Linked DNA regions of Mus musculus: all the other regions are linked to region 4. The links are chromatin loops, found by intact Hi-C in ENCODE. Cell type or tissue: heart. All regions are shown on one strand. Region 1 holds the start of Meis1 (Meis homeobox 1). Region 2 has its middle 22 kb from the start of C1d. Region 3 has its middle 18 kb from the start of Gm39602. Region 4 has its middle 56 kb from the start of Gm12018. Region 5 has its middle 52 kb from the start of Gm39601.

Evidence for each region. Hi-C counts contacts between places; a loop is a spot of excess contacts. Peaks named below come from ENCODE experiments on the same cell type or tissue, not always from the same donor. Only the 100,000 strongest peaks of a DNase experiment are listed, where the experiment ranks them.
Region 1: it touches region 4 in a loop (5-fold over the local background); 11 of 42 quality-filtered maps call a loop at or near these places.
Region 2: a loop joins it to region 4, with 3 times the contacts of the local background. A loop is called at or near these places in 2 of 42 quality-filtered maps.
Region 3: it touches region 4 in a loop (11-fold over the local background); 5 of 42 quality-filtered maps call a loop at or near these places.
Region 5: it touches region 4 in a loop (3.0-fold over the local background); 2 of 42 quality-filtered maps call a loop at or near these places.

The regions. Positions count from the first base shown.
Region 1 is chr11:19,018,212-19,023,211 of GRCm38, reverse strand. It overlaps Meis1 (Meis homeobox 1), which reads left to right and starts at 4,243. Exons shown (of 12, transcript NM_010789.3): 1 at 4,243-4,991. The coding sequence starts at 4,980. It overlaps Gm16141 (a long non-coding RNA gene), which reads right to left. Exons shown (of 3, transcript XR_381070.4): 3 at 4,882-5,000. In heart, a CTCF peak has its summit at 2,720; DNase peaks (open chromatin) are centred at 2,211, 2,721, 3,441 and 4,171; H3K4me3 peaks cover 3,774 bases; H3K27ac peaks cover 5,000 bases.
Region 2 is chr11:17,277,177-17,282,176 of GRCm38, reverse strand. No RefSeq gene overlaps it. Among named protein-coding and RNA genes, the nearest start is that of C1d, 22 kb to the right of the region's middle. In heart, a CTCF peak has its summit at 2,119 (motif pointing left); no DNase peak of the experiment used is centred here.
Region 3 is chr11:19,758,536-19,763,535 of GRCm38, reverse strand. No RefSeq gene overlaps it. Among named protein-coding and RNA genes, the nearest start is that of Gm39602, 18 kb to the right of the region's middle. In heart, a CTCF peak has its summit at 2,276 (motif pointing right); no DNase peak of the experiment used is centred here; H3K4me3 peaks cover 292 bases; H3K27ac peaks cover 252 bases.
Region 4 is chr11:18,149,237-18,154,236 of GRCm38, reverse strand. No RefSeq gene overlaps it. Among named protein-coding and RNA genes, the nearest start is that of Gm12018, 56 kb to the right of the region's middle. In heart, a CTCF peak has its summit at 2,262 (motif pointing left); a DNase peak (open chromatin) is centred at 2,276; H3K27ac peaks cover 1,396 bases.
Region 5 is chr11:19,668,669-19,673,668 of GRCm38, reverse strand. No RefSeq gene overlaps it. Among named protein-coding and RNA genes, the nearest start is that of Gm39601, 52 kb to the right of the region's middle. In heart, a CTCF peak has its summit at 2,359; no DNase peak of the experiment used is centred here; H3K27ac peaks cover 727 bases.

The DNA.
Region 1 (5,000 bases), 870 kb before region 4:
TAATGTTTTTCTTGAAGTACAAATTCCAAGCCCCCACACTCCAGGAGAACCTCAAGAGCAACCACAACATTTTAACAGGCATCTTAAACTGAGGTGACAGATGATAAACACTTATCATTTTGTGAACACAGCTGCCAAACTCCATTGATTAACAGGACTTTATTTGTGTTGGGCTGGCAAACACACATACACACACACACACACACACACACACACACACACACACACACATTTTACCTTCAGAGGTGCCTCTTTAATTTTGAGAAATTTAGGTCTGACTCATCAGTGGGAACTTTTGAAACAAAAACCTAGTTCAGGATGTGAACTCTGCAGAGAGTTCCTCACAGGAGAACAAAAAGTTACAGGAATGTCTCTGAGACTACCAACAGCCAAGATGAACACTGCTTGCTTTAGAGGCCTCCCAACAGGGTAGGTGATAAACAATAGGGACCAGGAGCTCAGGCTGCCTCTTTCTTATCCCTGCATTCTATCTTTGGGAAGATACTGTGAGCCATGAAAGGAAAACAGAAAGGAGAAGGACTGCATCTTGAAGAGCAGCAACAGCGGCTAGAACACTAGTGTTCTGCAAAAGCCGGAATGCTACTGTCTTTTTAAAGGAAACATCTGAAATAAACTTAGGGTCAGGCACATCCAGAACAGCACACATACCACAGTAATTTATGTCACAGTAACTTTCTGAGATGCCGTGAACTGCCTCTGCACCTTTCCTTTTACTAGATGATTGATTAATTGCTGCCTTGCTAGAAGGGTTTTTTTTTGTTTTGTTTTTTGTTTTTTTGGGGTTTTTTTTTTTGGCTACTATCTTACAATTCTGTACATCTGTCATTTCTCTCAGCAAGCCCCAACTGTAATAACTGTTTGCTAATTGTAAAATCCTTATCCAGAATGAGGTTTGAGCAAACAATTCATACTACTGTAATTACATTGTAAAAGTGTTTTAGTTGCTCAATTGTTCAGAAGTAATCTATGAAGGCCTGCAAGTAGCACTAGGTTCAGGTACACATTCTTAAGTGGAAAGTTTTCAAAACCAAGAGAGCTTTATTTTAAACTCACAAGTTCAAACTATCCTCACCTTTAAGGGAAACCCTGTTGGTAGATAATTAAAGTGTGCTTTAAAGGTAACCTGACATCACTTTAAAAAACCAACAGCTTTGTCCTTGCTTTGAAGATTGTGCTTATGTTCCTTTGCCACCTAGACCGGTAAACAAAACAATTTACTGAAAAGCAGGAACTCCAAATAAATCCTAGCCTCAAAAATATGTAGTTTATCAAAACTGACCTTGTTCAAACATGAAACCTTTGCGCAGAGTTAAGGAAACTTTAAGCCCATTACTTAAGTCTGCCTGAAACTCCCTTGGGCTCTTAAAGGCTAGGTCATATACGTGTATTTTACAGTAAATTTCTCCCAGTTAAATTGCACTTAGACGATTTCCCTTGCGATTCATTTAAGGATTGTAAACATAGCCATGCCCACTGTGGTGTCTGGATTGAGTGTCCTGCCCCCCCCTCACCCCCGTGGGAATTTCACCGGTGCTCTGTAGGCCTCTTGGGGTGATGACACTCACACCCTGCAAGACCCAGCAGCGGTGGACCGCCACTCAGGTTTGGGCCGCATTGGTCTGGAGCTGGGGAAGGGCTTTTAGGCTGTCTGTCCAGCTCAGTAGGTTCTATAATCCGCGGAGAAGTGGCTGTTTGGCCCAGCCAGATCAGCTTCCTTAAACTTGGCGGGGAAATCTCCTTCCAGTGAGCAGGAGGTAATTCAAGGCTCTTCCATGCCTGTTTTTGACGCACAAGTCTGTATTAATCTTCTAAATGATACACGGGGCGTTTGTGCAAGAAAAGAGCACAAGGATGTGATGGGGAAACTAAAAGCTTCAAACTTGAGCGTCAAAACAAAAAGGACACAGAGAGGAGACACAGAGGCACATGATGAGGGGTCGTGGGGCCTTTTATTGTTTTAAACAGTCGGATCTCTTTCGAGGCAAAGCCCATTGAAGGTTTGGGGTGAACATATGTCAACCTTCAGGTGTTCGTTGTTGGGGGCGGAGTGCTGGGCTGGAGGCCCGCACGCCTTGTCTGCTAGGCTTATCCCACGCGCACTGCCGCTGGTGTGAACTAGCCCGGCGCTGACTCGTGCAGACTGCTAAAAGCTGTCTTAGGAGGCTCCGTTGCTCGATAGAACCTGATTCCAAATCTAGGTTCTAATGTTTACCCTGTATCCCCTGTTCCGTAGACACCCTCTCAATAGAAACTTGAATACTGGCTGAAGAATGGAAACAGGTCTGTGACTTTGAACCTAAGAGTTGGCTTCAGTACCTTTCAGAGATGCTAAACCTTTTCCAAACAATCTCCGCGTGAAGGAAGCCTCCCTAGTCTTTCTCAGAACTCTCCTCAAAACCTTCCCCGGCCCCTGGGGTGAGGGTTCGGTCCGCAGCTGGCGGTGGGATGGGGGCGGGGGCGTTGGGAGCGTAGGCTGGCTGCTTTGGGGGAGAGAGCCTTTTGGCCACCTTCAGGGCGGGAATCCGGAATGGCAGTTTGCATTCCCAGCAGATCGAAGCTCCCTGCTGATCGATTATTTGATAATTGATTTTCCCCGCAGCCAATGCGCGGCTGCCTGGGCGGGGACGCCTTCCGATTGGTGGAGCTCTCTCCACGGCTGCCTACCGAGATTTGGGTGAGCTCATTTTCCAGTCGACCGCAGGGGGAGTTTTCTGCGAGGTTTCAGCTGGGGGGTGAGGGGAATCCTCTCCGAGCCCAGCGAGCTGAGAGCCCTGCCTGGGATGTGAGGTTTCCAGCTGCTCCGAGAGCTACTGTGACTGAGCAATCTAAGCCACGAGAGCCGGGCGCAGAAACATAAAGAGTAAAATAACCCCCACTAGATAGAGTAGCTGAAGAGTGAGAATAAAAAGACTCAAAAAACAATTTTAAGTCCAGGGTGTGGTATTTCAAGAGAGAAAGTTAAAAACCACTGGCTGGTTGGAGACTTTAAGTTGTGGGCAGGGTCAGCTTTTGTCTGAAATCTCAGCTTCCGAAGTGGATTTCTTTTTCTCTGGAACTGGGAGCTTTCACGGGGCTGGGTTCGGAGATAGACAAATTGAGAGATGGAGGTCTGGGAGGCCGGCTCCGGGCGTCGCCGCTGAAAGAGCTGGGGGTGGGGGGTGGGAGGGAGCGCAGCGTCTCCAGGCCCGAGCAAGGCCGAGGCTGGAGCCCCTCGGCGTCGCCCAGACAAAGGCAGCCCCAGCCGCAGCGCAGCGGAGCTCTGCAGCTTCGCCGCGCCCCGGGCGCACGGCTAAACTTGCCGGTAGCGCAATCGAGAAAGAGCCTCGGGTCCCGGGGCTCCCAGGCCCCGGCCGCCCGCAAGGTCTGGCTGCTTGGTGCCCGCGTTGAGTTTCGTTCTCCAGCGGTCATAAATAGCTCGGTGTTTGTAAACAAGCGCTGGGGGCACATTCCCGGCGCTCGGCTCATTGTTCCCTCCCTTCCTCCCTCACTTCGCGCGGCGGCTGGGGCTGAGGGCTGCAAGAGAGGAGGTGGGGACGTCCGGACTCAAAGTGACAAAATGCAAGCATTTCCTTTCCTCCGGCCCTACGTCCACTTCTGACAGCGGGGGGAGAAAAAAAAATAAAGAAAGAAAGAAAAAACCCAAACCAAAAGAAAAAAAAGAAAAGAAAAGAAAACCTCTAAGCTGAGTCTGCAGAACGCCCGGGCGACCGCTACCCCACGTTCTCAGGACTCTCGAGCGGAACCTTTTCCAGTCCAGTTCCAGCTCCTCTTCTTGCTCTGGCTTTGACTTTTCTCCTCCGGGAGTCTAGCAGAGAATCCAGTACTTTTGGCATCACCCCCACCCCGAAAAATACTGGCAGACCCCAATAATTTCGAGGAAAGTCTTGAAGTCTTTCATGAGCGGAGCCCTGAGCGAATTAACTCCGGCATCTGCCTGCCCTACGTTTATTCCCGATTTATTTCAAGCGTCCGCTTTGGGAAGAGAGGCTGGAAGGGGACGTAAAGCCGGCGGGTTGGGAGCTGCAGCCTGTATTTGTGTGCATGTGCCCTGGGTGTGTGGTGTTAGTGCCTGGGCGTGCGAATTTGTGGAGTGTCTTTCTGCCTCTCCAGTGCGGCCAGAGCTCGCTTCGCGCACCCACCCCTGCCGAGGAGCCTACTTGCTGCAGCCCAATGCATTGTGTAAGACGCGACCTGTTATGGCCACCACTACTTCCGGGTTCTAGCATTCTGGTCGGAATCCACCTCTCCGCCTGTGCAACACACACTTTACACACGCACGGCGACTGCAAGCGGGCAGCATCGATCGTGGCTCCTTTAAGACAAACTCAGACAGACATTTTTTTAACCCTCCTCTCTAATCTCCCTTCAGTGCAGCAGTTGCAAAGAGGGAGAGAGAAAGAGAAAGAGAGCGAGAGAAGAGAGAAACTGATTAGGAATTAGGACTGATTCAAGGAAAGCGGGCGCTAGGGCTTTGTGCATTTGAATATTAACATTTGAGGTGTTCTGACCAGAAGAAGACAGAACGGACGATCATTCATTCACCACGTTGACAACCTCGCCTGTGATTGACAGCTGGAGTGGCAGAAAGCCATGAGATTTGGTAGTTGGGTCTGAGGGGCGCTCTTTTTTTTTTTTCTTTTTCTTTTCTTTTCTTTCTTTTTTTTTAAACTGATTTTTTTGGGGGGGAGAGAAGATCTGCTTTTTTTTTCCCCTCCCACTGCTGTCTTGGTGGAACCAGAGCGCTTTTATGCTCAGCGACGCGGGCGCCTTGCTTCAGGTCCGGTAGACCGAAGATCTGGGACCAGTAATTCACACTGCTGGAGACGCAAAGGGATTTTTTTTTGTTATTGTTGTGCTTTATTTTTTTTTCCGGGGGAGTTTGCATATTTGTTTCTTTTCACACTGGCCTTAAAGAGGATATATTAGAAGTTGAAGTAGGAAGGGAGCCAGAGAGGCCGATGGCGCAAAGGGTACGTATT
Region 2 (5,000 bases), 870 kb after region 4:
TGTGCATGTGTTTGTGCATGTGTGCATGTACACGTGAGTATGTGCATGTGTGTATGCATAAGTGAATGTTTGTATTCACATATGTATATGCACTTGTGTGTAATATGTGTGCACATGTGTGCATGTACATATGTATAAATATTATTCAGCTCTAAAGAAAAATATAACCACAAAATAAGCAGGAGATAGAATGACATAAAAAGTAAGTGACAGCCGGGCAGTGGTGGCACACGCCTTTAATCCCAGCATTTGGGAGGCAGAGGCAGGCGGATTTCTGAGTTTGAGACCAGCCTGGTCTACAAAGTGAGTTCCAGGACAGCCAAGACTACACAGAGAAACCCTGTCTTGAAAAAAACAAAAACAAACAAACAAACAAACAAAGTAAGTCTCAGAAAGAAAAACTGAATGTTCTCCTTCATATGTGAAATCTAGCCAGGTGTGTGTGTGTGTGTGTGTGTGTGTGTGTGAAATGTACACGTGGGCAAGGTATAAATGCAGAAAAGAGAACAAGAAAGGCTCCATATTAGAGGAATAAGAAGGACTGAATAAAAAATCCCTCAGCCATGTCAGAGGATATAAAGTTTTGCTACTTCTAACTCTACTGTAGACTGTTAGAGGTTGGGGTGGATACGATACAGTCAAGAGTGGAAGTCTGAGATCCTGCGTGATGCTTTAGAACGGCTACTCTGTGTAGAAGAGGCTCGCTGAGATGCGTTGACTCTGGGTTTGTTTAAAGTCAATATGTGATTTTTTTTTATTTGCAAGGTTTTTATTGCAATGTTCATTTAAAAACAAGGATTATCCTAAAGTGCAGTTGAAATTCTTGAGAGAATGGGAAGGCCTATTTTTATAGAGATTTCAATTGTCCAGAAAATAAAAAGCAATTTTTTAAATTTTGTATCTGACTGTAAATGATTACACATTCTTGAGGTTTCACAAACAACTTAGACAGAAAAAAGCTAAGCATTTGAAAATGTGTTGTAGAACCTTCAGGGACACACTGTGGTGATTAGTGTTGATTGGCAAGTAGACCGGGTCTAAATTTACCTAGGGAAACGGGCCTCTGGACGAGCCTGCAGGCAGGGGTGGGGGAGCGGTTGGGGGGGGGGGCATCTATAACGCAGAACTCAGAGTAAGCAGATCCACCTACTGACCTACTGAGGTTGGCACCATTTCCTGTCTGGGATCCGGACAATATAAGTAGAGAAAGGATCTGAGCAGCGGTGGCATTCATTCCCGTCCCCTCCTGCTTGTGGGTACCATGTGACCCGCTGCCTCAAGCTCCTGCAGCCATCATGTTTCCACCATGAAAGGCCTTAAACTGTGAGCCACAGGAAACCCCACCCCCCTTAAGTCACTGTCCTCAAAGTACTTTTTAACAGTAAGAGAAAAAGAAACCAACATGTACATATTACTCAAATCTGTCCGGGAAGTAACATTTTAAAGCAGATTCCTGTCTAGTAAGAAAATCATCAAACTCTATTTTTCTCAAAGTATGATGTTTAAAGTAAATTATAAAGAAAGGTAATTCCCTACCAATGTTCCTGGACGTTCAAACTCCCAGTTCACACGCCTTTACTGAACAACCTTTAGGGGTGGGGTGGGGAGGGCTATCTCACTTGCGTGTCATTTTCTTTACTACTATAAATATAAAAATCGATTTCATAGAAATCCTGGGGAATACTCATGGGAACTAACAGAAACTTCTTAAAGGAAAATTTTAGGTTATGGTTTGTATATTAATAAAATATAACTTTGATACTTAAGGTACCAAATATTCAATCAATATTTGTCTGGGTATTGTTTGTAACAGTTACGCGTTCTGTAATTTAATTTAATTTTGAGACACGGTGTTACATATGCAGGATGGCCTAGAACTCACTTTGTGGTGTATAGACCTTGACCCTCCTGTCTCTGCACCAGTTTTTTATACAGTGCTGGGTGTCAAACCCGAGGCTCATGATTTCAGACAAGCACTCTAGCAACTGAGATATATACCCAGTCCCATCAAGTTTTAATCACTTTTTTTTTCCTGTCTTCCATGAAATCCAAAAATAGTTTCTACTTCGTTTTTAAGAACACAGTGCAAAACAGGCAACCTGCGTTCTCTTGCTGCCACCTAGTGGTCGAGATTAGAAAGTGCAACCGTGATAAATCAGACGGGTGAGCATTACTGTGTAACTACATAAAAACGACTCATACACAGTCTTTTTTAAAAAAAAAAAAGACAAAAAAAAGAAAAAAATCCTTCTTTAATGTAAAAAAAACCCTTAATGAATAATTTCAATTTGATAATACTGCTTTGTATTGCTCGAAACGACCCTGTATGTTAAGTTCATTTGAACACAGAGAAACCTAGCTTCCTCCTTTCTGAGGCATAAAGTTGCTACTCAATAAACAGGAGCAGACAGTAAGCAGTAATAAACACTTATGTTCCCCAACTACATTGTTACTAGTTGTTCCATCAAATGATAATCACAAACAAATTAAATAGAAAACAGATTTGAAAGTATGAACTGTAGTCAATGACCTCAGGTTTTCTATAAACAGCTTGTTCTATATGACCAGCAGGAATGGGAACCATTAAGTCCAAGGAATGGATTAATTTCCTGAGAGAATGGTGACATTTGAGATAAGGTCTTTTGTGGTCCAGGTAGCCTTGAACTTGCTACATAATCAAAAACCCTGATCCTCCTGTCTCCACTTTTGGGATTACGGGTATCTGCCATGATTCGTTCTTGCTTCAGAAAGAATTACTTTGGTTTTGGTAGTGTTGTTGTTGTTGTTGTTTCGGTGGCAGTGGTGATGATGATGGTGGTGGTGGTGGTGGTGGTGGTGTGTGTGTGTGTGTGTGTGTGTGTGTGTGTGTATCACAGACAACCTTGGGTGTCAATCTTCATGCTGTTTGAGGCAGGATTTCTTTTCTTGTTTCCTGCTGCAGTGTTCCAGAGTCCCCAAGATTTTGAACTTCTCCCATCTCTACCTCCAATCTCACCATAAAAGAGCTAGGGCTACAGACACATACTCTATCTCCAACTTTATGAAGTTTCTGGGGGATTCAAACTCAAATCTTAGTTCTTGTGCAGCAAGAACTTCACCCACTGAGCCGTCCTCCTAGCCCGGAATGTCTTATGAGGAGTGTGAATGGATATGGTTTGCCTCCTGAATGGGTAAAGTTGCCTGAGCTGGAGAACAAAGTGTCAGACAGTTTTACAGTTGTTATTCTATTTCCTCCTTACTGATAACATAGCAAAGCACAGTACCAACAACGTGACATGGTGCCAATGATGCTTGGAGGTTAGTATATGCATGTAATTCTGGCACCATGGAGAACCAAGGTAATGCTACCTAGAGGGGATTTGAACCTGCAAGGCACCTTTGCTGAATCAGCAAATGGCTCCCCGGAGAGGCTCGGGTGTTCTCCACCAAGACTCTTTTACAGGTAGTTCATTAAAAAAGCTTAAGCCCGGGCTGGCGAGATGGCTCAGTGGTTAAGAGCGCCGACTGCTTTTCCGAAGGTCCAGAGTTCAAATCCCAGCAACCACATGGTGGCTCACAACCATCTGTAACGAAATCTGATGCCCTCTTCTGGAGTATCTGAGGACAGCTACAGTGTACTTACATATAATGAATAAATAAATCTAAAAAAAAAAAAAGCTTAAGCCCAGGACAGGAGTGGTGAGGGCAGCAGCTCCCTCATAGACTCCCATGCTGGTCTTACTCAGCATCATCTTAGACAACATCTGTCTATGTCTGTTACCTTACCTGTGAGTAGAAAATCGCTTCCACTTTAGCTGGTTTGTTGGACCACACGGGAGAGAATACAATGGCTAGTAAGAGGGATGTTTGTTAACCACTGCAAACCCACGTCCTCACACATGGGTGCCGATATGACAATAAGTCCGGAGGCTTTGATGGAGGCAAGCACAGGAATAGCTTAGGCACCTGGGACCCTAATGAGCTTGGGCTATACACACCACTTTCCTAATACACCTAGCAACCTCAGCCATGCATCTGCACATACAACTCATTTCCAACCCTGCAAAAAAGTCTCTTTTTCATTGCAACTCCCTAGTAACCCTCCTATTTAGAATTTAGAACATGCCCTGGAACATATCCAGAGACTGCAGACAGGAAGCCAACGTAGTCTGCACTGGATTTGGGTGTATGCACACAGTAAGGCAAACTGTGCTCTCTGAGTGGACTTTTAGAGAGCCCCGATTTACCACATTGTGCCTATGTATGGTATATGTGCACGGGAGTAGAAGCAGATGCATCATGTGAAAGGACACATACCATGAATGCAGCCTACATAACCAAGCCTGTCAATCAATCAAGAGAAGCATCCACACTCTGCCCCTTAGCTACCAACTCCTCCTGTGCCCCATAACAGGAAGCCCAAACAATAAGCAATGCTCTTAGGCACTCTGGCTCAAGCCATCTGCTGTTCTCTTACAGAGTCTCCTACACTGCCCCTTTAAATAAAATTCCTTAGTGCCTTGCTATTTGTATGGACTGTTTCAATTCTTTGCATAAGATGCCAAGAATTTGAAAACATCTCATCCAGACAGGACCACTGGCAACAGCTTTGAGCTGTGAGAAGACATGGGTGAAGTGTCAGTGCCTATTGGTAAATGAAAGTAGCCGATCTGAAAGTGTGACACACAAACCCCAGTGAACACATACAGAAGTCCCATTCAGAGCAAACGGTAGATGGAATGTGCCCTGTTCCATTGTAAGCCGTTTCTTAAACTTAATGACCTATACCTTAACTACAGATATCAATAAAAGAAAAGCACTGTGCCTGGGTCTCACCTGTGTCAATGACAACTGGATACCTGAGATAACATTTATTCTATTTTAGTCATTGTCTCATAAGAAAGAGAAAGAGTGCTCAAGTCGATTGTTATGAATAATAAAAACAGAGCTTTCATGCTGAGAATAAACCCATAGCCTTGCATCTGACAAGCAGGAGATATATATATGTGTGTGTGTGTGTG
Region 3 (5,000 bases), 1.6 Mb before region 4:
AGTTTATATTCATCAAGGCAGTTGTCTCCAGAAACCTTCCTAGTTAAAGCAACTGGACAGATCATAACTTACAAACTTTGCCTTCCTAACACCACTTAATTCTATATATCATAATCAGAAACGGTAAGCCTCGGCAGTAATTTATACAAAACGTATTGTTACAGAGTTATAAATGTCATTAAGTGGTAGACTTATGTCTCAGTGTCATGCAAGTTGAAGCTTGGATTTAAAAGAATTACCCATAATGCAAGATTTCTATAAAAATATTCTTAGTGCTTTCTCCTCCAGGGCGGGCTCGTATTAAAGTTCAGCTTCATTTTACACCTGTTCTCTGCTCTGGGAAGTGCAACCTTTATTTCTCCCTCCTGTTTTTAAAGTCACCTTCTTAGTTCTGGTAGAACATAACTCAAACAACTGGAAACGTTAGGGATGAATTTACAGTCCCTCTGGCTGCTCTCTATCTGGGACAGGAAGGAGCGGGAAGCTGGAGGTAACTTTTCCTGCCATCAAGGGACATCTAGAGAGAAAAGGCGATTAATCGTAAGGTGCCAACTAGTTTTGATTATTCAGGGGCCTGTGGTGGAATCTGTGGATTGTTCAGGCCTCTGGTTTGCCAGTCTGATAGTTCACCCCTCAGTGGCCAGTGGGGCCTGCTATGATGAGTCTCTAATGGTGGCAAAGGAACCATCCTGTTTAGGCCACCTACATTGTGCAAAAATAGGGAAGAATACTTATTTATATGCATATGATCTTTATATATACTTATATCAAGGTAATCTATATATCTATATATCATCTCTATCATGTCATTTACAACCGCTCTACCTATTCCTATATATACACCATCAGTATCTATATTATCTATACCTATACCTCTTTAGCCTTTACAACAACACACCTAGGAGGGAAGTGGTATGTTAATGTGTTAAAATAAAATGGCAAAAGCTTAGTCCAATGAATTAATCTCTTAAACTTTTTATTGTGTGTATTCTGCATGTCCCTCCCTGAGATAAGCTGGCAGGGATGGGGGTGGGTGGGGGTGAGGGAGGAGAGCTGTGCTGTGGTCCCCGCCCTCACTGAACAGGGAGGAAATCAAACATCTTACTTCGTAACCAGACTATAAAATTATGAGAGGTGTTTATATGTGTTCTGAACAAAAACTGTAAGGGATTATGAAGTTCAAGACACATAAGGAAGGAACATGCCCCTTTCTGCGGGGTCCTCTGAGGGGCCTGTTTGGAGGATCTAACCTCTGAGCAGGCAGTTAAAGGACAGAAAACTTGCTGAAGGTTATAGAGATAATCAGGCAGAATTGAGATTCAAACTCAGGCCCGCCAGAGCCTATTCAGGTTCTATTCGAGTTGTCCCACTATACACATTTGAAACAACACTGAATCCAACCTTGGACTCTCTGCCACTTGCTACGATCTCCCCTGGGGTTATGGACTGAGAGCGGGTGTGAATTGGTGGCGGTGAGCCTGCAGCTTCCCTGTGGTGTGCACATCCCTCCTATTTTCTTCAAGGTTCTGTCTGGACTGCACTGGGGCACTGGCTGTATGGTGTCCACCGTTTCTTCTAATTGGGGAAGAAGCCAATTCCAAATACCTGGGAGAAGTTAAGTAAGGAGCTGAGGCCAGAGCTCAGAAACCTCTCCTACCTAGCCCTGTCCAGCCTCCCTCTCACCACTCTGCTCTGCTCCGTGCTGCCTGCTTCAGTCTAATGCTGTCTTGGAGAATGGCAGTCTGCCCTCAGAACTCCCTGACCTACACAGGGAGCCTTGGGAGGGTTGTTGGACTCCGCCCAGAACATTCCCATGTGTTTCCACCCGGTTGCTGTGCTCTTGGTGAGGTACCCTGCTGGACATGGCCACCCAGAGCTGAAATTTCAGCCAGGCACAGGGATGGGGATGGCCTAGTGTAGAAGCAGAAGCAAGAGATGTGTTGTTTCCCCCCTCTGTCTGCTGGTAGAAGGGCAGGGATTAGAGGTGTTGATGACTCTTTAAAAGTTCCACTGTACCCACTCCAAACCCCAGCCTGAGTGCAAAGGAAACTGCTTTCTTCTGCCTGAATTTTTGCCATCAAGCAGCGTTGCCTCTGCCTCAGTGCTCTCGATGAAATGCAGACCTTCTGGGGAGAAGGCGAGCTACAAAGTGCCGGCCACCTTGGCGTGAAGGAGGTTATTGTATCTTAAGTAGAGGAAAATAGGGATAGCAGCTTCCTTTGGTTCCAATTCTTCAGCATCCCCTTTGCAAAAAGCAACAGTACGTTATAGACACTAGGGGGCGCAAGTAGGCCAACAATGGCGCCTGTTACTTTTTACAGCTCTGAGAAACAAAGTTGGCATTATCGCTGTTTTCTTTTTCTTAAGAATCGGAGTTCTCTGAGATGGTATGAGTGAAAGCATTGGCTGCTTTGCTTCCCAGGACGTCCGTAGCCCTCAGAAAATGCAATGAAGAAATATTCAGAATGAAACATGGAAAGCGGATGGATACCCAAGAGATTTCATCAACGGTCTTCGGCACTGCTCTTGGCTGTTTTTAGTATGACAGTTTGTTAAACGTTTCTGAGAGCTAAAGTTCAAATGGGAACAGTGGAAAGGAACTGATTTGTCAAAATGCCTAGCAGTGCCCCTAATGTCACCAAAGTGGGGATGCAAATGTGCATATTTCTGAGTATAGAGAGTAAGCCCACTTGAAGAAAGGAGAAAAAGAAGTCTCCCTCACAGCCAAACACATATCTTACGTACCGTTCAGATGGCTGTTCTTACTGAATAAATCTTACTTAGCAACCTTCCACCAGAGCAAATAATAAATCACTCCCCAAAGCTCCAGGCATCGGGTTCTATCTGGGCAGTAAAACTCTGCAAATGCCCTGACAGCGTTTTGTGAAATCATAATTGCTTAGGGAAAGTGATTCTGGATATCTTAAAACGTACAGAATTAAAGCGAAGCTGTTCCTTTGAGGAAAATTACCCTAATGCTGCGTGCAGTATTCTTTATGTGAATCCTAGATTATAATCCACAGATCCCCATCGTTTCTGGGAAGAGTATATAACCATGCCTAGGTTTTATAGTCACTCCTGTGACCATCGGGGCAGAGGTGCTTCGTTATTTGTATAGTTAGTTTTAAGTGTGTTTATTTATCAGCATTCTCTGGAGAGCCACACCTCAAAACATGTAGTATCTAGCTATCCTTAAAGAAGGGCTGAGTTCTGGGCCCCCAGTTCATGTGTTAAAGTCTTAACATCTCCCCCTGTACCTCAGAATGTGCTTGCTCTCCATGGCTTGATCAGCTTGTTTTCTTATGGCACCCAGGATCACCAGCCAGGGGAGGCACCACCCACAATAGACCGGGCCCATTCTCATCAGTCACTAATAAAGAAAACACCCTACAGATTTGCCTACAGGCCAATCTTATGGAAGCATTTTCTCAGTTGGAGTCTTTCTTCTCAAATGACTCTAGCTTGTGTCAAGGTGACATAAAACTAGCCAGTACGGGACAGGTCATTAGGATGGCCTTGGGTCCAAAGGGAATGGTGTCTTTATAAGAGGAAAATACCAGTCAGACATAGTGGGACTCTGTGAGGACACAGAGGGAGGTAGTGTTGTCTACAAAGGGAGTTCCAGGATACGCAGAGAAACCCTGTCTCGGAAAACAAAACAGAACAAGGCATGCTTCCGCATACTGAAGCAGAGCTCAGAGTTTGGACCATTTTAAGATGAGTAACTTTTTCTTGGTTATTCAAGGCAGGGTTTCACTGTGTAGCCCTGGCTGTCCCAGAACTCTGTAGACCAAGCTGGCCTCGAACTCACAGAGATCAGTCTGCCTCCATCTCCCGAATGCTGGAATTATTAGGTGTGTGTCACCACTACCCAGCTTACAACCAGTAATTTTAAAGTAGAATTATTCAAGACGAAGTCTTTATAGGAACTACCATTATTGGCCTATTACCCACCCCTATTTGCATTGCACATAAGCTTAGTGGGCTGTGCCTGAGGTGACTTGTCTGCATCAATTTCTCCTTCTTGGGAAGTGGGATGTTGCTAAGTGTGGTCCTTCCTGTCCTAGCCCAGCACATCACAGGCACTCACCTCCAAGCCTTACAGAGGTCAGCGAAGCCACCCGCATCTTTGTCTTGTTTTCACCCACCCAACAGCAGGGCATTGTTCCCCAGCTCAGTGATGGAAGGAGCCCTCATTGCCGCCTTACAAGCTGGAGAAGGTCCAACAGTGTTATATCAAATACCCCAGGGGTGGGTGTGGAGCTAAGTGCCTAACCACATGAAAGCGCCGGCCTCAGCTCTCATTTGAGGAGGTTTTCATGTAGTTTTAATCTGGCTGCCTTCTATCACCAGATTTACTCACTGGATAAGAACTTGAATGAGAAGTCAGGAGGTGGGGGTCAGGCCTAGTCTGAGTCATGGTCACCATCTGGAATCGTGGCTTCTTCCTGTAAATGGTAGGTGCCCTTGCGGTCTTCCTTACAGTGCTAACATCCTCTATGGTAATTGATATTTCAGGCCAGTGGGCAAGGGCTAGGCTTCAATGACTTTGTGAAACATTGCTGCCTTGGCCTGGCAGTCTGGTGCCTAGTGTCACCACCCAAGGCTTTTAAGAAAAGGTGTGTATGTGTGTATGTGTGTATGTGTGTGTGCATGTGTGTGTGTGTGCATGCATGTGTGTGCACACTTGTACATATGAAGGTGTATGTGTACATATGTGTGTGTATGTATGTATGTGTGTATGTGTGTATCTGTGTATCTGTGTGAGTGTATGCTCACATGTATAGGGATGCATGCCTGTGCACACACAGAAGTCAGCATGGGGTGTTGCAGTCCCTCAGAGCCGGAGTTGCTGTTAGCTGGGCTGCCCAGCTTGTTACCTGGGTGCTGAGATCTGAATTTGCTCCTCCTGACTGTGCAACAAACACTCATACCTGCTGAACGCCAGCTCCCCAAGACCTGAAAACCCCCTCAGGGTATCAGAGGCCCATCTTATGGTG
Region 4 (5,000 bases):
ACCTCAGTCAGCCTATTCATTCCAAGGGCTTGGTATCCATCTTTCCCCTTGGTCTTCATTATGGCCTCTGAAACATTCTTATTTGGAACTAATATATTTTAAATATATATGTATTATATATAATACATATATATCTTTTAATATTTATGGAGATAAAGATTCCATTTTAGAGCATAATAAATATACAAAATAACTATAATAACTAGAGATGTTGAGTTGATGCCTAGCTAACACTGATATCGATAGGAGTGTCCTGCTTCTTAGCATTCTATAATATATTTAACATTATTAAACAAAGCTTGAATTTACAAAATTCACAAGTTGAAATTTTACATTGTGAAGAGTTAAAAGTAAAAGAGCTCATGACCTCTGTCTGTATGTTATTATACAAGCACATTTTGTCATTGATTAATTGGGTGCCTTAGGTTTGTCAAATATACTTTGCACAAAAGTAAAAGAGTTTGAAAGTAAGAAAAGCAACTACAGAGCCAGAGGCAGGCCGATCACTGTAGGTTCAAGGCTAGCCTGGTCATACCTAGTTACAGGACAACGAGAGCTAAATAGTGAGACCTTATCTTAAAGAAAGAAAAAAAGGAAGAAAGAAAGGGGGGAGAGAGAGAGAGAGAGAGAGAGAGAGAGAGAGAGAGAGAGAGAGAGAGAGAGAGAAGTTACAGTTCTGCTTCATGTTTGTGATTATAAAACATTTAAACAAGTAATATTTCCGAAGCTAAATTTAGATTTGAATTGAAAATCATTTTCTAAAAGCAATTTCCAAATATGAGTCACAATTATGCCTCTCCTCTGTCAGAAGAATCAAGGCAAAAGAAAAGAAACAAACAAAAATGCATATTCTCAATGTGTTAAAAGTTTCTCCTAAAATGTTCTTGGCATGTTCACTTTTACCAAAATATTTTATAATTCACTAAAATTTAAATTTGCCTTTAAGACAGCCATTTTCCTTAGATTAGAGAAAATTACGATGACATTGATTGGATTAAATATTCACTTGTGTTATTAAAATCACTGTGAAAACAAACAGACCTATTCAAATGTCTAAAACCTTTGGAAGAGACTGGCTTCTGCAATGTAAATCAAGGGTGAAAATCTGGCTGATTTAATTTAAATTTTAACTGATTTTAAAATGCTGTCTTCTTTAGAGATTGAGTTTCAAAAAGTTGATTCTAAAAACTGACAGATCTTTTATGAATATTTGGGAAATTATCTTTAGCTTTTTTGTAGCCCATCAAAAAGGCAAAAGAATCATAATCGGCATTTTGTTAGTCTATGTGGTGATATAACCGAATCCCTCGGAAAGAACAGACGGAAAATGGTAGCTATTATTAATTTAGAAAGACAAAGCAAAGCCCGGCATTTCAGTAATGTGGAGAGTTGTGTGCTCTTGGAGGAGAAAGGGTTTTGTAATTGGATTTTGAAGTAATTTAGAAGACGAGATAAGACGTAATGGTTGTGTATTAGAGGTTAGAATGACAACAGAAACCCATAATGTGAGGGTTCATTGAACTGGGAAAAAAATACAACAACAAAGAAACGCAGCACTGACGGAAAATGGCCTGAGCGGGAAGCAACAAGGTGAGTATGTGAAGGCCAGAAGGACCCATTCTGAGTAGGCAGGTCAGTCAGCAAGTAGCTGGAGCAGCAGACAGGCCGACAGCAGGATGCTGCTCCTTTCTGCAGTCACCTCTCAGCCCACCACCCCACTCCCACCTCCCCAACACACATCCTTTTTCCTACTGGAGAATTTTCTCCTGTCTTCTCTCCTGTCAGTCATCACCTTGGCTCCTCAGCTCTGTCACCGGCTGGCTCCCAGGTTCTCTGAGGAGATGTCCTGTGACAGTGGCTAAGCTCTCCTACCAGCAGCCATGCACTCAAAGAGCCAGGGCAGCCGACCAGACCTGCCTATCCACATCTGTGGAAACTCATACCCTTAGCACACTGGGGAAGACAAAGAAGACTCAAACAGGAAAATGAAATCCTCCTGCCTTTACAGCCCAATATTCAGTTGAAGTCTTGGGCAAGTAAATAACTTATCTTTATTTTTTAAAATCTCTTTTCAAAGGACACAGTCGCCTAAGCTCCAGATCCCAAGATAGGCCTCGGATGAGTAGCTATTTTGGAACAAATAATTCAAGTATTGGCATTAATCAGAAGAGCTGGCTTCTACAATCAGAGGGCTATTTCTAGCTGGGAGGCTGTTTCCTGCAGGACTGAATTGCTTCCCGGTTGCCGGCACTTGGCTACCCCCTGCTGGGCAGGAAGCTAAGGGCCTGCAGATCACACCATTATGCTCCAGGGTCATCTCCCTGCAAGGCCTGGGACAGAATCCACTTACTACCTGTCAAATTGTTATCACACATTCTTGACATGAGGCTGAAGTGTGAAGTTCCCTTCCATTGCCTAAGAGGTGTTAAAGATTTTTTGTCCTTCCTTCCAAGCTCTTTGTATGCCGGTTTAAGCAGAACAAATCTATTTATTTCTTTGTATGTGTGTGTGACGGTGAGTTTATTAAAAGCACACCCATAACTTGTAAAATAAAATGATGGCATGCTTTGTTTAGCATGAAAAGTGTGCTTGCTTAAACCTCATTTTAAGCCTTCGGTGAGTGAGTCCCTTCATCTTGAGGCAGAAGACATGGATTGTGCGATGAAGACACCAGGCTTTGGCTGAGTGGCCTGGAATGAAGCCTGGTCCTGAGTTTTCTTCTCAAAGCAGCTTATCAATCACTGAAAAAACAAAACAAACAGACTAACAAAAAACAAAAAATAGCCACAAAATGAAGCACGCTTTGGCAAATATAAGATGTGAAAACCAAGTTTAATCAGATCAAGTTTTCAAATACAGATGAATGTGTTTGAATTGTCATTCAAAGTATTTTAACAAAACCCGAACTGAAGGAAATTTGTTGCTGTACTTTTAATGCATATACATTGCTAAGACAGGAAGCCACAGGCACATTTGGAAGACATAGCTTAAAAGTGACTTTAATAAAAAATGGGTAAAATGCAAGGGATTTTTAATTTTTTTAATTCAAAATAAGTAAAATCAGAAGGGATTAGGTGACATCAGGGCAGTGACAGGGAGGAACACGTGAACAGAGGGAGCTTTCAATGACTCAGTGACCCAAGTGTGGCTTTCACACTCTCTCAGTTCTTATTCTGACTTGGGTTTTTTTATTTCACTCATTTTGCAGATGAGGCAGACACTCCAGAGCAATCAAGCAAGAGCTGCCTGTGTAGCACCAGACAGACAGCATCTGTGTACATGAGGCACAAAAGTCAAGGCATACGGTCTAAAGGTACAGCAAGCCTTCTTGCTCTTACCCATGCAAAGTTAGAACCCAGTCTATTCACTGACAAACTTACAAAGGAGTAGGAGGTTTCTATATTCATTGTGCAAGTGTCAGAACACTTAAACTCTAAACCAGAGGCAGCTGCAGAAGTAAATATTAATATTTCTTTCTGTTGGAAGGGAATAAACAAGTGAAGATTTTATTAAATTTCTAGCTGTTTGGGTCCTGTGTTGTGGCTCAAATTAAGGCTGACACTATTTCCAAGTGAGGCTGGCCTTCAGCCGATGATGGTGCCTTCAGCCGTAAAAACCAGTGCAAGAACTAACTGGAGATTTTACTGTACCAGGAGGAGAGTCAGATCTCAAGGATGTGGTACACAATTCACACCTTTACTTAATTGTAAACTCTCATGATTTTTTAATGGTGACCCCTGTGTTCTTGTTCACGTCCAGTTATTTGGTGATGAACAGGGGTGGGTGTGGAACAGAGAAGTCTATCCCTGGTATAGGCAAGGTGACCCTGAACTTCAGTAACCCACTCAGTCAGTTAGAAACTTCAAGTCTGCCTTGCTACCAGATTCTGCCAGATGAAAATCAGTGCTTTAATCTCAATCTCCCCTCAGAGAAGTTAGTGATTTCCTTTCTCCAGCTCTTGGCAATCTGTCAGCCCTGACTCCTTTCTTCTTTTATTTCTTTCATCTTTCCATTTTTCTGGAACACTCATCACCTGCTTTTTGTTCTCAAGAATTTCCTTACAATACATTCATCACCCTTGAGATAGCCGGGATCTTGCTTGTGTTGCTATTTTACCCGGATCTATGGGAAGTACAAAATAAGATAGTGACCCCACCCTAAACTGCAGCATCATATTCTTTTTTTTTTTCTTTCCATTTTTTATTAGGTATTTAGCTCATTTACATTTCCAATGCTATACCAAAAGTCCCCCATACCCACCCACCCCCACTCCCCTACCCACCCACTCCCCCTTTTTGGCCCTGGCGTTCCCCTGTTCTGGGGCATATAAAGTTTGTGTGTCCAATGGGCCTCTCTTAGAAGAAAAAAAAAGCATCTGAAACTAATAGTAAACAACAGAATATAAACAAAATTTAGTAATGAAATCATGATGATGAAAGATGATGAACTTCAGAGATAAAGGGGGAGAAGAGATCATGAAGACAATGGTGACAAGGGGACACATTTTGAGTGAATGAATAATAGAAAACATAATTTGTCTGATCTGTATCAGATGTTATTCTAAATACTTCTGTATATGTAATTTTTTTAAAAAAATCTCCTTAAAAATCTTATGAGCTAGGTATTATTTCTGTTCAGGTGAGACAGTGACCATACCACATGCCAGAGTTCAGGATTGCGGATTCTAAGACATAGTAACCATCCTGACATGCACAAAAAAGGTATACAAAATGGGCTTTTATTGCTTGCAACCATGCTTACAGAAACAGCTTGTGAAAGGAAAGATTCGTTTTGGCTCATGGTTCCAGAGGAATGGAAAAGCAGCACATTTTAATAGCAGCAAGTGCATATGATGAGTGTTCTACACATGGTGGAACCAGGCATAGCCAGCCTTCAAGACCCTCATCTAGCTGCCTGCCTCACCCAGACAGACCACCTCCTAAAGGTTCTCTAGCGTCACAAGTTGGCACATCTGCTGAGGAGCACAAAGAAGGGGACTG
Region 5 (5,000 bases), 1.5 Mb before region 4:
CTAGACCCTTGTGATTACTACAGTGACAGGGTATGGTCCTAGCGGTTAATGAGTAGAGGCCAGCCATGTCACTAAACGTCCTGTTATGTACAGGGCAGGCCCACAAGGAAATGATCTGCCTTGAATATCAATACAGCCAAGCTTGAGGAGACCTGCCTTAGCTTAATCTCTCTCAGTTTACAAATGGGAAAATGGAGTCTGGCGGTGATGGTTTGATATGTGCAAGGATTCATGTGCAATTATTGGCAGAATAAAGTCCCTAACAGCATAGTGCTGTGGTAGAAGCCCCCACTTACTCTCTAACCTTTCCCCTTTCAACCTGCTGCCCTGGAATATTTGTATTCATCTTGCCTCCTTCCTCCTCAACAGTCCCCAAGCTTTCAGTGGCCATGATTTGTTTCCCACAGTTTAGCATTTCAAATTTGCTTTTAGAAGAGCCTGCCTATTTAAGATGAATTGTGTGGGTTCAACCTGCCTCGCTTTCCTCTGCTGGGGAATGGCATTCTTGCAATTTGACACCAGCAATGGGTAGGTTTTTTTTACTGGTCAGCACCTCTGATTGGAAGTTATATAAATCTTTGATTAATTTTAAAAAATGGGCAAATGAGGTAATTGTTACTTCATAAATCTGGCTTAATGAAGAAAATGTTTCTAATTTAGGCACTCACAAAATGAAATGTTAAAAGAGCGGCTTGTGATGAAGAGCGTGGCAGTCTCCTGCCTCCCCTAGTGATGGGATGTGTACTGCTGGGGACTGCCTCTTGCTCCCAGAGCTGCTGGGCCAGGGTTAGGCAGGCAACAAAGGCTTTGGACTCCTTCCCCTTTCTTTATACTCTCCAGAGAGATAAACTAACTGGTCATTACTGGAAGGCAGTGTTTAGGAAAATTCATATCCCAAATATGTATTTAAAAAAACTTTCTATTTCTCTTAAAATTTATTATTATTATTTTTTGAAACAGGGTCTCACTATGTAGCCCAGGCTAGCCTATAACTTACTATGTAGACTAGTGGTTCTCAACCTTCCTAATGTTGCAACCTTTTAATACAGTTCCTCATGTTGTGGTGACCCCTAACCATAAAATTACTTTTATTGCTACTTCATAACTGTAATTTTGTTGTTGTTATGAATTGTAATGTAAATATCCAATATGCAGGATATCTGATATGTGACTTCCAAAGGAGTCCGGACCCACAGGTTGAGAACAATTGATATAGACCCATTTGGCCTCAAACTCAGAGGTTCATCTGTCTCTGCCTCCTAACTGCTAATTAAAGGTGTGTGCAATCATGTCCAGCACAACTCTTTATTCTTTGGTTGTGAGTCTTAGCCTTTAACAATGTGTGTGTGTGTGTGTTTGTGTGTATGTGTGTGTGTGTGAGAGAGAGAGAGATATTTCCAGCCATTATCTTTTTATTCTCTCTCTATTTTTTATTTTTTTGTGTGTCTGTGAACATACTGTTGTGAATAATGAAGTCATCGAGTTAAATAATGTAACTTTATTCTCAACATTTAGCTCATCAGAATCTCTAACATAATGTGAGACACAGTTATTCCTGGTTCTAATTTGAATGGCCTGGGTGGAGTCTAGGAGGGCTAGTGCTTCCTGGCTCGCCTGGTGTGTCTTTGGTGCAGCTTGAATTAAGAATTCATCAGCAGACAACAGCATTCAAATGCCTGCAGAACTTCACTATGCACTGGTTCTTGTGTCTACCATGGAGTTTTGGATTTAATTTACCTAGAGCTCAGCAGCCTTAGCTTTGGGCGAAGGCAGGGGTAAGTGGGGGCGTGGCTCTGAGGAGCTATTAGGAGCCATGCGCCTATATTGTGATATTCACCTGCCTCTACGTCAATAACTTTAGAGTTTATCGGGCAGAGTTACTCTAAATTGCGAGAACACCGATTCTAGTGACAGAAGGAAAAACCCCCTTCAGGGTGCAGGGACAGTAATGTTACAAGATTAGTAATTATAAAGAAAAGCGATGTTTTTCATTGTTGACAAAGGATGAGACCAGCAAGGGGATAGTACTTATTGTGACAGCCTTGTCTTCCCAAGTGACAGAAGATTCGTGAACAGTAGGGAGCTGCCTTTTTGGGGTACAAACAATCCAGTGTAATTGGCACCAACGCTGACAGCCCTGTAGGTTTCCAATTTTACTTTAAAAGGCTGAACCTTTGCCAAGATCTAAGGTCTTCCTCCGATTGGGAGAGCTGAGCTCCCCAGGGTAACCGTTGTGAGGAGCCTGATGCTAGGTCTATAGAGGTCTCCCCCTAGAAGAGGCATCGGGGAAACAGCCCCTGGGCCTGGAATGTTCAGTCTCAGCCACAGTTGGCTTTCTGCTTCTCCACAGAAGCCACTTGGGAGCAGTGTGGCTTTGCTTGTGAGGAAGGCCGCACAGGGAGCCTTCCCGGAACCCACGGCACAGCCGGGGAACCTGGAGTCCCCTGTGATGACAAGTGAAATATTTCACAGAATATAAATCTTTCATCTTGCAAATGTTCCTTTGGTGAGAAATCAGACAGTGGGTAAGGAGTGGGCAGAGTCCTTCCCGGTGAATAAAACGAAAAGGGACGCTTCCTGCCTTTGTTCTGTGACTTGTTAGTGCCAAGTTGTGCTAAAGGAGATTTTTCTGCTTGAGATGGGTTCATTGCCCACAACAGACCCTTTAGCTCACTGACACTATGCATGTGTGGAGCTGGAGCGGAGAGGGGGGAGAGGAGAGAGAGAGAGAGAGAGAGAGAGAGAGAGAGAGAGAGAGAGAGAGAGAGAGAGAGAGAGAGAGAGAGCGCCAGCGAGCCCAGGCCTTCTGGTAAAGGTTAAACAGGAGCATGTGACTTGTATCCTCTCAGTCTTGCTTTCACAAGCACTTAAATAGAGTTGATCTGGGTCTTTGACTTAGGTCCTTAACTATTTATGCAGCTTGCCTCCCAGAAGTCCCATCTAAAGCATCGCTTTATAAAGTTATCATGAGATATCTGTGAGAGGTTATTAGTACTGTGTCCACATTTCTGGGCTCTCGCTGGTTTGTAAGGTCTTTGGGGGTCATTAGAAAGGGAAGAAGAAAGGGAACAGGAAGCTGGGGATGGAAGTCTGGGATGATGGGGCAGGGGTGCAGGGAAGAGGGGCGAGAGAGGATCAGAAGGATCTCCCCCAAACTGTCCTGGCGAGAGGAAGCTGGGTTAAAGAATGGATGCGATCAGCAGAGAAGGTGTCTAGGTTCCTATGAGCTGATGCTCATGGGTAGCTTGGACCCAGCATACAAGCCTACTAGTCATTCTTGCTCTTTGAGTCTCTGAGGAGCAGACATCTGACTAATAAAGATTAGAAGTCAGCTAGTACCAGGCCAACAAGGAAGTGCTTCACTGTAGAGAAAATATACAGGGATACCATGAATGTTTGGGGACTTCACACAGAAAATGAAAGGGGAGTGGATCCCGGGCATCTACAAATGATCTATCTATGACAGAGAAAGTCCTTCAGGTGAGCAGCCCCGAGTAGGGTTGGAGCAGTGACCATGCTCATTGCTTGGTGGGATTTTTGGATTTTTTCTACTGAGGGTTGATATCTGGGAGAGTAAAATCTCTAGATTTGATTGTGCCAGTCATCTGACTGTGAAACCTGAAGGTTACAGACTTCTGCTCCTCAGCAAGGTGTGGGAGAGATGAAAAGCTCTTTCTCTGTTTCTTCCTCCTTGTTTTACACACTGATGCTGCATTTTCCCGTGGAATTCCCACCCACAGGACTACAGTTGCTTTTCCATTGCTGGGAGGGGACACCATGACCAAGGCAATTTAGAAAAGAAGGCGTTTAATTGGGGGTTTGCTTGCTGTTTCAGAGGGTGAGTCTAAGATCATCATGGTGGGGAACATGGCAGTAGGCAGGGCATGGGAGCAATTGAGAGCTGACATTTCATTGTACAAGCAGGAGAGTGGAGAGAGGGGGAAGGAGGCAGGGGTGGGAAGAGGAAGGAACAGAGAGAGGGAGAGGGAGAGGAAGTGAAAACTTGGCCTGCTACAGGTTTTTGAAATCTCAAAGGCCACCTCTAGATACATCTTCTTTCTTCTTCTTCTTCTTCTTCTTCTTCTTCTTCTTCTTCTTCTTCTTCTTCTTCTTCTTCTTCTTCTTCTTCTTCTTCTTCTTCTCCTCCTCCTCTTCTTCTTCTTCTTCTTCTTCTTCTTCTTCTTCTTCTTCTCTTCTTCTTCTTCTTCTTCTTCTTCTTCTTCTTCTTCTTCTTCTTCTTCTTCTTCTTCTTCTTCTTCTTCTTCTTCTTCTTCTCCTTCTCCTCCTTCTCCTTCTCCTTCTCCTTCTCCTCCTCCTCCTCCTCCTTCTCCTCCTCCCCCCTGTCCTCCCCACCCCCTCCTCCTCCTTCTCCTCCTCCCCCCTGTCCTCCCCACCCCCTCCTCCTCCTTCTTCTTCTTGTTTTTGAGACAAGGTTTCTCTGCATAGCCCTGGTTGTCCTGGAACTCACTTTGTAGACCAGGCTGGCCTCGAACTCAGAAATTTGCCTGCCTCTGTCTCCCGAGTGCTGGGATTAAAGGCGCGTGCCACCATACATCTTCAACAAGGTCAAACCTCCTTATCTTTCTCCAAATACTTCCACCAACTAGGTACCAAATATTCAAATCTATGAATATGTGGGGACTGTTCTCATCCAAATCACTACACATGGCTTTGGATCAACCTCCCCTTGAAAGGAAGGAAGGTAACATCACCTATAAACTGACAAACAATTGAGGATCAACCATCCTATTAAGCTGAAAGCCCTCACTCTCCATTTACCTTGAGAACTATGACAGTATTACCTGGCACCCTATAACAAGATCTTAAGTGGTGGTACCTGAATGATCATGTTCAATGGCAGAGCATCTTGGATGGTTAGTGTCTTCATCAGGGATACAGTTGTTGTGATGACCAGACTAGGACCAAGCAACTTGTGTAAGGAATGGCTTGTTGGTTTACACTTCCACAGCATCCACTGTTCATCACTGAAGGAAGTCAAG